2 separate regions of the Mus musculus genome follow, and region 2 is linked to region 1. The links are chromatin loops, found by intact Hi-C in ENCODE. Cell type or tissue: gastrocnemius. All regions are shown on one strand.

Evidence for each region. Peaks named below come from ENCODE experiments on the same cell type or tissue, not always from the same donor. Only the 100,000 strongest peaks of a DNase experiment are listed, where the experiment ranks them.
Region 2: it touches region 1 in a loop (2.1-fold over the local background); 4 of 42 quality-filtered maps call a loop at or near these places.

The regions. Positions count from the first base shown.
Region 1 is chr12:85,864,672-85,867,171 of GRCm38, forward strand. All of the region lies in intron 9 of Ttll5 (tubulin tyrosine ligase-like family, member 5), which reads left to right. It overlaps Gm51990 (a long non-coding RNA gene), which reads right to left. Exons shown (of 2, transcript XR_003950216.1): 2 at 1-2,273. Among named protein-coding and RNA genes, the nearest start is that of Gm51990, 8.0 kb to the right of the region's middle. In gastrocnemius, a CTCF peak has its summit at 1,097 (motif pointing right); a DNase peak (open chromatin) is centred at 1,102.
Region 2 is chr12:85,921,693-85,924,192 of GRCm38, forward strand. Ttll5 (tubulin tyrosine ligase-like family, member 5) reads left to right here. Exons shown (of 34, transcript NM_001081423.3): 22 at 1,266-1,386. Among named protein-coding and RNA genes, the nearest start is that of Gm51990, 49 kb to the left of the region's middle. In gastrocnemius, no CTCF peak of the experiment used is centred here; a DNase peak (open chromatin) is centred at 1,383; H3K27ac peaks cover 637 bases.

The DNA of each region.
Region 1 (2,500 bases):
TTCTAAGACCAGGCTGCTGCTTTCTGTTAGGTTCAACTTAGGGAAACAGGGAAACAGAGTGTACCTGGGTGGGTTCAAATGACAGAAAGCAGCCTTGGTGCTCTACATCTTCACCTGCAGGGCTGCATAAGGTGGAGACACAAGTTTCCTCAGTTATAGAGACCACAGGGTAGTTTCATGCATACTGAGAGTTGTTATGAGGGCCCTAGGATATTAAAAAAGATTGTAATGTTTTTCAGAGTAGATCTGGAAGGGAAATAAGTCACATTTATTTACTTGTCATACACCATGTCCTTATGTTAATCCTTGCAATTGCAAAACTTGCAGCCTTTTCTGCAGCAGAAGAAATAGGTTTGCATATTTGAGGGGGTAGTGGTTTCTGAGTTCCCCTAATGGGGTAGTGGGTAGGAATTGGAGCTCATTGAATGGTCATGTTTTCCCCCATTCACGATATTCATGGCTTTCACCCCTTAATATACATACAGATATACAGTCATATACTTTGATGTGATTATGAATATAATTTGTGTGTGTGTGTGATGCTTAGTAGGTTTTAAGGTACTGCCTGACAACAGAATTAAATTATAATAACTTGAAATTTTGTCTCCCATACCCACAAAGACTTACAGGTAACAGTTTCCATAAATCCACTAAGCTATTTTAAAAAGTATGTGACTTTCTTGTGTGCCTTTCACTTACTTTTTTTTTTTTTTAATGGGCTAGTTTGCTCTGAAGTTCTCCTGTTCATGGCTTTGATAGGATAGTTTATAGCCGTCTAAGAGGGTTCTTTGCATCTGTGCGCAGACATAATAAGCTGAAGGTCACAGTCTGTGCATTTTTCTGATTTTAGAAAATTGATTTTGAAAATGGAGACTACGTGAATAAAATAAAGGCTGGCCATTTGTGTTTATGTGACGAAGAAAACATGATTCCCTGTCCTCCCAGAGTCTCTCCAGTCCCTGTTTATGGAGAGCGGATTTGACAGGCCATACTGAACTGTGACAGCTGAGTTTTCTACTTCTAATTTGTTTTGGAGTCAAGTGAGGACTAACCTAAGCTGCTAGCTGGCTTAGCCATGTCTTCCCTTCACCTCTAGGTGGCAATGACAGCTTTTATAAGTTCTGTCATATTCTTAACTAAGATTTATGAGTTGGAGCCCTGAGAACACTGGGGGCTACTGAAACTCCATAGTCCTGGCCTCTTGTCTCTTGAAAACTCAAGAAGGAGGAAAATAAAACATTTCCCAGTTGTTGAATGAGGGCCTGGACCAGCATCTCACATGAACTATTTGCTCCAATTGCACTGTCATAGGGAAGGCATTTTCTACAGCATTTCTGGATATGAGCTTCTGTACTTGGAAGTATACATAGAAAGGAGACAGACATGGATTTTTAAAAAAGCCTCCTTTCCATATTATCTGGAAGAGAGGGAAGGTAAAGTCCTTGGACTTCTCCTGGGGCCTCGGGTGCTGGGGACTGTGGTTTATACTTAGAGACTTCCGAGCTCCTCTAGCCTTCCTCCACCTCAGTTTCTCGCCTTGGTCCTGCTTGGTTTTCTGGAAGAGAGAAGGTTATTTATGACACTGTTTCTCAAGTGTGTCATGCCAATATATTCTAAAGATGTTTCACCTGCAATATTAGTAGCCCCCACTCTTGAGTAAAATTTTATATAGTGTTTTTATCTTTATGGTTCATATGCTCATAGAGTGAGAGCAATACTAGCATTCATTACAGTTTGCTACAGATAAACAAGTATTCTGGCTACCTGTTGCATTAGATGTCAGAAGCTACTAATTTAGTGACAGTTGTATTGCTTCCAGCAGGAAGTAGCATATACATGCGTGTGCAGACACACATTTATATGGTCAGTGGACACTCTTCCTTACTGTTAGGAAAATCGCTTTTTAAGTACTCGGTCCACATTGATCCAAAAAAGGAAAAACATTTTCAGTTCTTTGGTGGGTTTACCTAGGTGGATGTGAAATCCTTCTCGATGGTATATACATGGCATTATCTTGAGCTGTTTGCTCCAGATATACAAGGTACACTGTTCTCTGTAGATTCTTCAGTGTGCCTAAATAGCCACTGTTTATCTTGGCATTCACTTGCCTTTCAGCCCTCAGAGTGCGCTCAGCTGTGTCATTACATCCAGCATCCGTCTGCAGCTCCTCTGCACCTGCAGCTTCTGCTAATCTTGGGTCACGTGTGTTTTGTGTAGCCATAACTGAAGGTAATCAGCTTGGGATGAGATCACCAGGTTGCTTTACTTTGAGACTAGAAGGAAAACCATAATCTTTACTAAAGAGACAGACCTAGAGGCAGAAATAATTAGTTTCCTTCTTTAGACTTTTATACCCTGTCATTTCTGTTGGGAGCTTCAAATGAATGCTAGGAGATTGAAAGTTCATGTTATAAAGTTCACTGCATTGTGAAATAGAGGTTATTTTGTGTAAATTCCTTTCCCCTTTAAACTTTTTCCAGAAAAAGACCTTAGTTTCATT
Region 2 (2,500 bases), 57 kb after region 1:
CTCAGTATTCTTTATTTTATTTGAAACAAAATAAGGATTGAAATTTGAACTATCAGTTTGAGAGCTTCAGTCAGCACAGTTGGTGAGTCAGCCGAATTTGAAAGTATCTGGAACTTGCTGTTATTCTCTAGGTGAGAATAGGAATGTCTTTGTTGGGAATATTTGAACATTTAAATTCATCGTTTCAAATTCATACTGTATTTCCATAACTGCTCCTGTTAGTAATTAGATTGTAACCTTATTTCTAGCTCACTTGCTGGAACCTCTTACAGATGAAAACCAAGGAGCAAGCAGGCTCCCTGGCCTGATGCCCCTGCACTCTGGTCCTCCAAACGCTCTCAGTCCTCGACTTCTGTAGCACCATCTCCAGTCCACTTGGGATGAATCCCTCATCTTACTTTGGGGAACATGAGCAGACATTGTTCAGTGATTACACGTACAAGGATCGTGAACGGAGCTTGTGTTGGGCCCTAATCTTAGCTGATGTAATTCTGGCTGTAGCATCAGGAGGCCGGTCAGCTGAAGTAACCAAAGCCTTGCCCGAAAGAAAACCGATCTGCCACAGCTAGCCACTGAAGTGGAAGTTATCACTGTCTCTCTGTCTTCCCTCTGCAACCTGAGGACAGTCCTTGCCTATCACCAAGACCACCAGGCAGAGAACACCCCACGGTGTGCTTTACCGTCTTAAAGGATATTTTACCTGCAGATCTTCTCTGGGCTTGTCCCTGTCTGTCAGGTCATGCACACCAAGCTCTACAGCCACTAGTTCTGGGCTCCAGTCACTCATGTCCTGTAGTTGAGAAATGCATGACCTTAAAATGTGGGCTCAAAAGTTTCTTTGTAGGATTAATCTAGTTCCTGTTTCAGAGGCTTTTCCATACTAGGAATATTAGTTCTCACAGCAAAATCTGAATCACTAGCCTAACTGATAGAAGTGTGTCCTGAAGGGCTTCCAACACCACAACCTTTTCTTTTTACTACTGGTGGCCCAGTGAACACTGAACACTGCATTCTCCCAAGAGCATTCTTCAAAGTTCAAAGGGGCAGCATGATGGGCAGAAGTAGTAGTTTTCAGGTTTCGTATGGGAAACAACAGCTCATGGCGTGTTTAGAAGGGTTCTTTATTCAGAAGTGTCTTTATAACAGTCTTCCTTCTTAGCTATCCTGACAGAAGGATCCTTAACGATCACTCGGAGAGATGCAGGTATGTAGGTGGTAGGTTACCATTCTCTCTCATAACAGTGTATTGTTTTTGATTTCTACAGCAAAGTACAGGCCCGGTTAGCATTCTCTGCCTATCTTCAGCATGTGCAAATCCGTCTGACAAAAGACAGTGGTGGTCAGACACTCAGTCCCAGCTGGGCTGCCAAAGAGGATGAACAGATGGTGAGGCTCTGCTTTTGGGGACCTTTGGCTGTCCTCCTTTCTCTCCTTCTATCCCCAGCTTAGCAGTATACTCTGAGAAAAGAGTGAAGTGCAGGACTCAGCAAATGAATAGTTCAACAGCTAAAAGTCTTCCATGGAAGCCTGGAGAGCTGGGTTTGATTCCCGGGACCCATGGGAAGATGAGAGACTCTAGTCCACAAGTTGTTCCCTCACCCCTAGATGAGTATATGGCACATGTGCTCACAGGCACCATGTTGCACGCTTTGTTTCCATTATTTTCTGTCCTGAGGAGTTAGTTCCGTTAACTCTTTGAAAGTCAGTGCCTCTGTAATATCTCAGAAAGTACCATTAGTCAGCCTAACTTCTTACTTTACTTGTAAGTGTGTCAATTTTTAGATTACTGAATCAAAACTAATAACAATTTTGATCTTATATCAGTTATTTGAACACACCCATGATCAATATTTTGGCTAACAGTGACAGGGAGCATCAAGCTCTTTGATAAGATCAGACATAGCTTCAGTCTCATGAAGGCCTTTTGAAACTACAGGCTCTACCACAGACAGAGGGGCTGTTAACTCTGAGGAAGCTGTGTCCTTTGTCAGTACTGACTTTAATTTTTAGTTCTCTCTGTACAGCGCAAGGTGCATTTTAAAAAATCATGTTGGTTATCCCAGAAAACAAATGATGAATTTAAAGTAGTCAAAAGAACCCAGAGATAAACCTTGTGTGTAATGCATAATCCTTCAGCCATCAGTGGAAAATGTTAGCTCCGCTCTTTCCAAGTGGAAAATTGAGCATGCCTTTTTTGAGAATTGGTTTGTCTGCTCTACTGAAAAAATAATGTTTTAAAATAGTAGCTTAAATCACCTTATAGTAAAGACAGCAGAGAAGTATGAAATCCAAGCCTCTAGTTATGAGTCTCTACCCTTTATACTAGAGGAAATTGGAGGAGGGAGCAATGAACAAAAATCAAATTAAAATAAAATCACTTAAAATAACCAAAAGCAGTCACACAAACAAAAACAGCCAGACTAACTGTTCCAGTTTCTGGCTGAGAATTTACCCAAGATTTGGGGCATTCTACAAGAATACATAAGATCATCACTGCAAA